Linked DNA regions of Mus musculus: region 2 is linked to region 1. The links are chromatin loops, found by intact Hi-C in ENCODE. Cell type or tissue: left cerebral cortex. All regions are shown on one strand.

Region 1 (5,000 bases):
ATGTTGATTTTGGGCCTGTGGTGAGTTAGAACACCATGGTGGGAGTGAGCAGAAGGGGGAAGCTGTTTGCTTCATGACTGGGAGGTCAAAAGGAGGAAGGAGAAGCAGGAAGGGTCCCACTCCTCTTCAAGGGCATTCTACCAAGGATTAGAAGACTTCCTACTAGGCTGTGCCTCTGGAAGTCTTCATCAACTCCCAAAAGAACCCAGATAAAGAATAATCCTTTAACCCATGGCCCTTTGTGGGGAAAGTCCAGATGCAAACTGTAGCAGTGTGTTACCATACTTCAGGGCCAGGACTAGGAAGACCCAGGGAGGTGCTTATCCAAGATGAAAACTGTAAAGAGATGCCCCTCACACTGCTAAAATGTGTGTATATGTGTGCATATGTAATATTGATGTACATGGGTGCAGTTGTGTCTAACAGTGCAGAAGCCGTGATGTGCTCATCAGAACACGCTATAGAGGCAGTGTCACAGTGCTGCAGATCTGTATTGTCTACAGCTCTCCTGAACTGTATTTCACAAGCCACACAAAATTTGCTCATTTTGAAGTGTACAACCCAGTGATTTTTATTTTTTAGCATACTCACAGAGTTGTACAATTGTCATTACAACAATCTCCAGTCTATCTCACACCCCCAAATAAGTCCTGTGTGTGTTAATAGTTTCTCCTCATTCCTCCATCTTGCCAACCTTGGACAGTCATCAGTCTGCATCATGTCTGATGGATTTGCTTTGTCCCCACTATCTCTTATGAATGAAATCATAGAGCAGTGTTTTAAAGGGTCACCTATATTCAAGCATCTGAATGAACAATGTATTCTTCTCAAGACTGAATGATAGCCCCTGTGTATATGGACCACATTTGAGTTATCAGTTGATGGACAGTTAGGCTCTTTAATGCTAGCATGAATAAAAGGGTTTTTTTTTTTCATGTGTGTGGCTATAAGCACCCAATTCTCTTGGTAAGTAACTGGGTATGGAATTTCTGGTCATATGATGACAGTCTTACATTTTTGTGTGTGCGTATGAGGCAGGGGAGGCTGTTAGACTGTCTTTCAAAGTAACAATCCTATTTATATATGGAGAGTCCAGATTCTCTCCATCCTCATCAACACTGTTTTTATATTAGTTGCTTTCCTCTTTGCTTAAAAAGCAACTTAAGGAAAGAAAGGTTTATTCTGGTTAATGCTTTAAAAAGGGATAGCGTCTATGGTGGTGGGAAGGCAGCAGGAGCCTAAGGCAGCTGGCCACATTGCTTCCTCTGCCAGGAAGCCGAGAGGACTGGAGGCTAGTGCTGAGCCAGCCTTCTCCTTTTCTCTTTTTATCCTGCCTGTGGTCCCAGTCTAGGGTGTCAGGATGAGTCTTCCTTCCTCAGATAAAGCTCTTTAGACGCACCCTTGCAGAAATGCCCAGAGATATGACTCCAAAGTAACTAAATCTGATCAAATGGACAATGAAGATTAACCACCACAGCTGTCACCTGCTTTTTGTATTATAATCATCCTAGAGGGTGTATGGTGCATCTCACTGTGGTTTTGATTTCTATTTCCCAATGGCTACTGATGTTCACTATCTTTCTATGTGCTTATTGGCCACCCCCTTCTTTAGAGAAATTCAGACCTTCTGTTTCACTGTTTTTTTGTCTATTTATTGGGCAGTTCTAAGGGTTATTCTTTTTGTTGTCATTATTTTATTTTATTTTACTTTACTTTATTTTATTTTATCAGTTGACTGTGCTTGGCTTAACATGATACAGAATTCCAGTTGGGATCCAACCACCAGCTCAGTTCTTTGCTTACTCTTTGTGCTTCTTTCCCTGTTCTTTTGATGAGGTCGCTCTTGGTAGTCTCTTGCCCTCCTAGCAGCTTATGCGTGTGGCTGCTTTCTGGTGCCTCTCACCTCCCTCCCTACCTCACCTCCCTCCTGGCTCAGTGCCTAAAGTTCAGTGTGGTTTCTATGCGGTCTTTTAAGGTGTCACAGCAACGATGGGCTCTTGTTCTCTTTATGTGAACCCCGTCTATCTTGCCTGCCTTCCTCCAGGCAAATTCACACATACTTAACGATGCTTCTTATTTTTTTAAAAAACATTTTTTTCCTCTTCCTATAGATAGAACTTCTGAGGTTTCCATGGGAACCCCTGGTCCAAGAGGTAGGGGATTCTTGAGTAGAGGTGAGACGAGCAAGTGTTGCTCATTCTGTGGGACTCTAAGAGTGTCTCGTTCACTCTTCTTCCCACTCTCTCTTCTGCCCTTTCCAGGGTGGTTTTTTAGATCAGCTTCTGGAGTCCCCGAGTCTCTTAGAACTGAACAGATGGTGATGACAATGGCCCCAAGAGCCAAAGCTTTACAAGGATGCTGCTGTTGCTGAGTAGATGCCTGGCAGCCTCATGAAACCTCAAATCTGGTGTGTTTCATAGGAAAAGGCCCAGCCATGTTTTTCCTTTTGTTATGAGGCATGCTCTGGTTAGAAGAGTCGCACCTCAAGCACCTCCACAGCCTTCATTTTCCTGGACTGAGATGGGAAGGCCTGGAAGTCATCCCAGGTGCACTTTGCCTATCGGTGGAACTGAATCTAAGCCAATGCTTTAGTGAATCCAGGTGCTTTTCTCCGGTGTTGGGCTATTGTGCAAGACTAGTCTCGAAACCTTAACAGACATGCAGACCTCTGGAGATAAACCCAAATCCATCAGACCTTGAACTGTGACCAGAATGGAATCCCCGTATAAGTTACTTTTCTCATTGCTGTGACCAAATACCTGGCAAGAGGCAACATAAAGAAGGAGGAAAAGAAGGAAGGGGGAAAGGAAAGATAGGAGGAAGGGAGGGAAGGAGGTTGGGGAGAGAGAGAAGGGAAGAAGGAAGGCGGGCAAGAAGGAAGAGCTTACTAGGGCTGGCAGTTTGAGAGGCACAGCTTATCACTGTTGGGGAGAGCATGGTGCCAAGGGCACGAGGCAGCTGCCCACACTGTGTCCACAGCAAGGAATCAAAAGGAGATGAAGGTCGGTGCTCAGGTCACTTCCTCTCTTTTGTTCAGCTTAGGACCTCAGCCCTGGTAAGGTACCTCTCACGTGCTTCCTTCTTCAGGTAAACATCTCTGTAAACACTCATGGGCGCAACTGGGGTTCAAGTCCAGTTGAGATGAGAGTGAGGGCTACCAATCAAAATCTCCCCCCCCCCCCGTTTTGGAAATGTGTTATGTGTTGAGTGAAGTCCTTTTGGGAAAATTATGTTAGCATCCACAGACCTTCAAAACCCAGAGTAAATCTGGAGATGGGTTTGTGAGTGGGGCTTGGTATGGAGGGTCCCCTCAACAGAGAAAAGGAATGCAGAGTCCATATAAGTTTTCCAACCAAGCCAGACACCCAGAACTAAATGTTGACTAGATCTAACGTCCAAGGGGCAGTGTGGGCACTGCTGACTCTGGAGTAGATTTGATCTGGCTCTAACTAGAAAATCACATTCCTGAGATTTCAGGCCATTCTTTGTAATGCTCTGGACCAACTCAAGGAGAGTGGGGCAAAACTGAGATTCACGAGTGCCAGTTCTTTGTATGGTTGGCAGGCTTCATGCATGCATAAAAAAAATGCTGGTGCCTTAGGGCTGGAACATCATTTGTAGTTTAGAGGCTAACGTGGGTTGAACGGGTCCCATGCGGCTGAGATGTCTCAGCAAAGACACTAAGAGATGAGATATACATGGAGCGCAACCTGTGCAGACATACCAAAAGAGCCATATCTTGGGACTATGATACTCTCTCTCTCTGTCTCTGTCTCGTGTGTGTGTGTGTGTGTGTGTGTGTGTGTGTTCAAACAAACAATAAGTAAAAGCTAGTAGAAAAAAACAAAGAACCTGCTACATTTTTGTGCATTTATTTGTATTAAGAATGAAGTGAATGAGGATCAGATAAAAGGAAAAAATAAAGATCAATGGTGGTGATGCACGCCTTTAATCCCAGCACTCCCAGAAGCAGAGGCAGAACTCTGTGAGTTCTAGGCCAGCCTGGGCTACAAAGTGAGTTCCAGGACAGCCAGGGCTACACAGAGAAACCCTGTCTTGAAAAACAAACAAACAAACAAACAAACAAACAAACAAACGGGGTGGGAGGGAAAAATATAGTAGCCATGGGTCTGAAGACACAGGCTGGGACTGGAGGCTTTTAAGAGAATAAAGATTGGTACCAGCTCCTGTTGTCCTATGCCCACATGGTGGGAAGTACTGTCCTAGGGCAGAGGAGACTTCTGCCCATTGTTCTGAGCTGCTAGGTCAGAACATGAGGAAAAACTACATGTGGAAACTAAACCTTAGGTGTTTTCACCTTCCAAACATAAATGGATGGCTTTGATGGAAAGACAAAATGTGTGGGGAACTGGAAAGGAGAGGAGCAGGCAGTAGCTCAGAGGGTGCTCCTTCCCTCCACGGTCCTTTTGAAAGGCAAATTAATATTTTAAATTAGGTTCCTATCTCAGTGTTTGATTCATAGCAGAAGGATTGGCTCGCTTCCCTTTCAAGGCCAGAACTGGGGAGAGCTTTGAACTGGAACCTAATTGTAACTTCAGATCTGATACTTCTCTATCTAGTTCTGGACCTAGGTTAGCTAAACTCAGGATTTGTTTCTTCAAGGCATTTGAGAAAAGCTGAAAACACTAAGTTTCACGATTAGGCACGGTTGGTTCATAATTTATCTGGGTTATGAGCTTTAAGCTGTCATCGGATTCCAGGGTTCAGCTTTGAACTCTTTCATATCAGTGTTTGTATTCTGAAGACCTTGCAGCTGGCTATCTGTGTGTCCGATGTGTGGATGAAGGTCGAGAATGTGATATATATTATGAAAAAGCACCTGGGAACATGTGAGCCGGTGGCTTGTCGGGACAGAGATGGCCCACCTAGGGTAACAGAGGAGAGTCTCTAGGATTCTTTTCAAAGGTGTAGCTGAAGCAAAGAGATGATCAGGGATACAGGAAGCACTCACACTGGGAACAGTGCCGGTGGCCACTGTA
Region 2 (5,000 bases), 50 kb before region 1:
TGTAGAGAGCAGGAAAAACAGAAATGGAAAATTTTTAATATAATTATCATATTTTGAAAAATTACCATATTCTTGGCAGCATGCTAATTTTCTTATACATATTATTCCCTCCAGTTCTCACAATTCTGAAATATAAAACCTTACCCTGATTTCACAGTAGAGAAATATTTATAGAAAGACTAAATTTCTTCTTGAACTCCACCCAATTTGTTTGTGACAGAATCGCGATGCCAACCTAGACATCCCACTTCCAAAGCCCAGACTCTCACCGTGCTGTGGAGGAAACAGTCTGAGGAAGAGAGCGAGCGGGGGCAGCAGCCAACTCCTTTGTAATTGTTACATTTGTCAGTGCATTTTCCACTCCTTGGGTGTTGTGCTAGGCAATATGAAAAACAACAACAACAAAATGAACACAAAGGGGCTTGACCTTGGGGAGATAATCTACTGGAAAAAAAACCAAACATATTTAAAAATCACCATAGCCGATTGCTTCCCAGGAGATATACAAGAGCCAGTGTGCCCTTTGAGATGTGGTTGTAACATCTCAGCAAGAGGTGGAGCTTGCCCTTCCCCTGGACTCTAGGTTTGTCTCATGACTTGTTTTGGTCAACAGATTGTAGTAGAAGTGGTATTACTCGACTTTTGGGTCTGACCCTTTAAGAGGTTTGCGGTCATTTGTTTCCTTTTGTGGCAGGGGCTCATGTAGCCAGGCTGCTCCTGTACTCCCTGTGAATTAAAGCTGAGAATTGCCTTGAGATCCATGTATTTTCTGCCTCCATCTTCCAAGTAAGGTATCGTCTCTTTATTATTTTTTTTCCTCGCTCTTAGAAGCCAGACACATCAACACAAACAGTCTGTTTGGGAGACTTAGCCAGACTCAAGCTAGTCTCACCATTTCAGATAGGGCATCAGATATAAACAGATAATTTTGGGTCCTCTTGCTCCAGACCATTTGCCCCTATCAACCCCACGAACACAGGAAACAAACTGTCCCTGCAGATGCCTGCCTCAATTGCAGATGCTTTAGCCTCTAAGAATGTATGTTTTTGTTTTAAATCTCCACACCTTGTGTCAGGTGTGATTACTAGGCCTTGTAAGTATATATATAGTCTTTCAAAAGACAAGAGTTGGGCACCTCGAAGGAGAGGATGGCTGAGGATGAGTGAGAGGAGTAGATATAGAAACCAGGGGTTGGGCCAAGCTTCAAAGACTCCCCTTCATTAACTATCCTGGAAGGAATTCCATTTGCTGGAAGCAAGACCCCACCCTCACACAGCGTGCAGAAGCCTCACTTGCTCTTATCTTGGTTTCTTTTCTTTCTTTCTTTCTTTCTTTCTTTCTTTCTTTCTTTCTTTCTTTCTTTCTTTCTTTCTTTCTTTCTTTCTTTCTTTCTTTCTTTCTCTCTCTCTCTCTCTCTCTCTCTCTCTCTCTCTCTTTCTTTCTTTCTTTCTTTCTTTTTTTCTTTCTTTCTATTTAGGTATTCTCTTCATTTACATTTCAAATGCTATCCCAAAAGTCCCCCTTACCCTCCTCCACCCAGTACCTACTTGCTACTCTGGTTCTCATTGTTTCCTTCACTTCTCTATGGGTCTGAGTACGCAGGGATAAGGAACATTGAGCCTTGAGTCATTCAGGCACTGAGTTTGTATTCCAGTGATGCCTGACTCATTTATTGACCTTGAACCTCAGGGACTGCTAAGCATGAGTATTTCCAGCTAGTAAACAAATGGCCGTTTCCTACAGGGCTGCTGATGCTCATTCGCTCCACATAGAAATTACACCTTGTTGGGCTCAATAAATGCTAGGTCCCATGCTTTAGATCTTGCAACTAGAGGCGATGTTTTTTCCTCTTCTTTGTATCCCTAAATCTGAGTTAAATATTGACCATGAGCATCCAATAACTGAGTGTAGTTGGATTTTCCAAATCCACCTTTGCCTGTGGAGTTATTTGAAGGAGTAATTTCTGATGCCCCTACCTTTTTTTGTTCACTAAAACAAAAATATTTCCAGGGAAGGTGGATTCTGAGTTAGTTTTTGACAGCCAAAATATACAAGAAAGTCTAAGTTGTACAAAGTTCAGAATCAGGCAGAATTGCTCTGCTATGTAGACTGGCAGCAAAACGTAAGCAGTGATTTTGTACAGAAGGTTATAAATGCTTAATCAAGAGTCTCAGGCTCGTGATCCTATTGCCTGCTCTAGGAAGCTGCTGATATTTCACATGGAAGAATGAAATCATAAACTCTGAACTTTTATGATTTTTACTGGTGATAGTGGAAGTGTCTAAAGAAGGGGAAAGATTTGAGGTAGAAGAAAGAATATGAGACATTTGTCATAATTTTGGTAGGAGAGGGGAAAAGCTGGGTGAGGACAGGTTACTCAGACTACAAAGAAACCAAATGTGGGAGACACAGTAGAGTAGAAGAGGCAGGACTTCCTGATGCTGGGAATGACATGGAGAAAAGACCCAAAGATAACATCTTGGGCTGAGAAGATGTGCCACGGATTGGAGCATAAGGGTAAGATTTGGAGTCTTTAGGATAAGGGGCCTTTTTGTTTGTCATTGAGTTCACCTTTTAAATTCTACCTTTTTTGCGTTCTGCAGTTTCCCGAGTGCAGAAGAAAGATGATTACAATGGTAACTGGTTCTGCAGAATGTCCCCCCACAGGATCTGAATCCAGAGAAACCACAGCATTGAGGGTGTTGAACAGTCACTGCAAAACGAGCTCCCTCTCCTCAAAGCATCAGGAGAAGAGAGAACCCAAAAACGGCCTCCAAGCTTAATTGGGGGCGGCTGCTTTCAGGGGGTGATGAGGGATTGCTGTGCTGCTGACTTCCCAAAGTGACTCAGAGCTCTCTGCATAATCAAATTCCCCTGAGGACTTGGACACGTTCTTCGCTGACAACCCACTTCTTCCTCCACCTCCTCTCTCTCCTTCCACAAATCTAGATCAGGCCCAGGGATCTAGGGCACTCTTTGATTTTTAAGAATGACATCTTCACTTCTTTCTTTACATTTCTGTTCTGCTTCCATCACCTGTCTAATCCCACCCTAGGCCACTCGATCAACCAACCAACTTCTCATAAGCATTTCCATTATTCATCCAACAACTATTTTTAAAGTGTCTTCTATGTGCCAGATACACTGGCGGTGTGCAAGTAAATAAAGTGATTTTTCAATGATGACATGTGTTTTCCTAGGAGCTGACTACTCAAGTTCACATATATTATAAAGAATAACACAGGACAAATGATAAATATTTTTGTGGTTAGGAAATAAAATGATGCTCTATCAGCTTCTGAGGACTAAAAATGTCCAGGAAAATGGATATTTCAGGCTCCATTATCATAGAAGGCAAAGAAGTCAAACCATACTGTAGGGGGTGGGGTGGGGGGTGGGGAAAGCATCTTCAATAAATGCTGCTGGTTGTCTGCATGTAGAAGAATGCATATTGATCCATACTTACAACCTTGCACAAAGCCCAAGTTCAGGTGAATCAAGAACGGCAACATAAAACACTGAATACAATAGATACACTTAATATAACAGAAGAGAAAGTGGGAAACAACCTCGAACACATCAGCACAGGGGAAATTTTCTTGAACAGAACACCAATGACTCAGGCTCTCAGATCAACAATTGACAAATGAAACCTCGTGTAACTGAAAAGCTTCTGTACGGAAAAGGACACTGTCAATAGGACAAAATGGCAATCCACAGATTGTGGAAAGATCTTTACCTACCCTACATTCAACAGAGGGCTAATATCTAAAAAATATAAAGAACTCAAGAAGTTAGACTCCAAAAATCCCAAATAACCCAATTAAAAATCGGGGTACAGAGTTAACCAGAGAATTCTCAGCAGAGGAATCTCCAATGGCCAAGAAGCACGTAAAGAAACGTTCACTATCCTTAGTCATTAAGGAAATGCAAGTCAAAACCACCCTGAGATTCCACCCACACCAACCAGAATGGCTAAGATCAAGCACAGCACATGCTGGTGAGGAGGTGGAGAAAGGAGAGCACTCCTCGGTGCTTGTGACTTACACAGAGCTGATGGTGAATGGACATGGCGTGTCTGAGAAATACAGCTAAAACCAGGCAATTCAAGAGATGGGTGTGTGTTTGAGTGGAACACAGAATGAAGTTGAATGAGTTTATTAGGAAAAGATGAGGAAAAGTCTTTATAAGCAAATCAGACTAACTTAGATGTGAGTCTGTAAGGAGGAGGAAGATAGTGAGACCATGTGTTGGGAAGGACCCCGAGAGCATATACTGTGGTGGACCCTGTTGAGAACAGTACAGAGTTGGATCTCAAATGTGGGGCACCATTGTTCCCTTCTTCTTAACCCTTCTCAGAGTATCTCTGGAGCATGGTTTGCCCTCTGTGATGGACTTTGGGAAGACAAAAATCTAGTGTGTTCAGCAGAGCAGCTGAGGCAATAAGGAGTTACATCAAACTCATGGGTAGAAGATGAGAGACTTGAGGACTGATGGGCAAAACCTAATAGCTGAAGTATTTAGGAGGCCCAAGTTGGTAGAGCTGGTGCCAACCATTTCAGGAGAACCATTTGACTTCCTTATGAGTCAGAATCATCTTTAGGATACAGTGAACTGTCTATTTTCTAGCATAAGTCTTGTGAAAATGACACACATACTAGCTGGGCCACTGGAGTCACTACAGTTTGAAACATTTCAAATGTGAATTTCTCGATTCTATGTTCCCAAGCCACTGAGAGGGGGAGAACCATACCGGGTGTTTATGTTCACTGTTTCACAATACAAGCCTTGACCTGGGACCCACAGTGTTTATCTGAGACGTAATTTATATCTGGAAGACAACCTCTGCTTCTCTGTCATCGTGTGCCACCAAAATGCAAGGTACTGGCTCAGTTCACAGGGTGGATGAGATGAGCAGACATCATAATGAAAGGGAGAATCCAGTTAGCAAAGTGTGTTTTGTTCATTTTGTTCTGTTTTTGGACAGAGAGCACATTTTT

The links. Hi-C counts contacts between places; a loop is a spot of excess contacts. Peaks named below come from ENCODE experiments on the same cell type or tissue, not always from the same donor. Only the 100,000 strongest peaks of a DNase experiment are listed, where the experiment ranks them.
Region 2: it touches region 1 in a loop (6-fold over the local background); 3 of 42 quality-filtered maps call a loop at or near these places.

What each region holds. Positions count from the first base shown.
Region 1 is chr9:40,503,036-40,508,035 of GRCm38, reverse strand. It overlaps a transcript of Gramd1b not described here. Among named protein-coding and RNA genes, the nearest start is that of Gm35177, 42 kb to the left of the region's middle. In left cerebral cortex, no CTCF peak of the experiment used is centred here; DNase peaks (open chromatin) are centred at 1,235 and 2,272; H3K27ac peaks cover 1,747 bases.
Region 2 is chr9:40,553,273-40,558,272 of GRCm38, reverse strand. It overlaps Gm35177 (a long non-coding RNA gene), which reads right to left. Exons shown (of 3, transcript XR_001779340.2): 2 at 270-376. It overlaps Gm48277 (a long non-coding RNA gene), which reads left to right and starts at 487. Exons shown (of 2, transcript XR_003948096.1): 1 at 487-791; 2 at 2,604-3,182. In left cerebral cortex, no CTCF peak of the experiment used is centred here; DNase peaks (open chromatin) are centred at 260, 2,850 and 4,735; H3K27ac peaks cover 294 bases.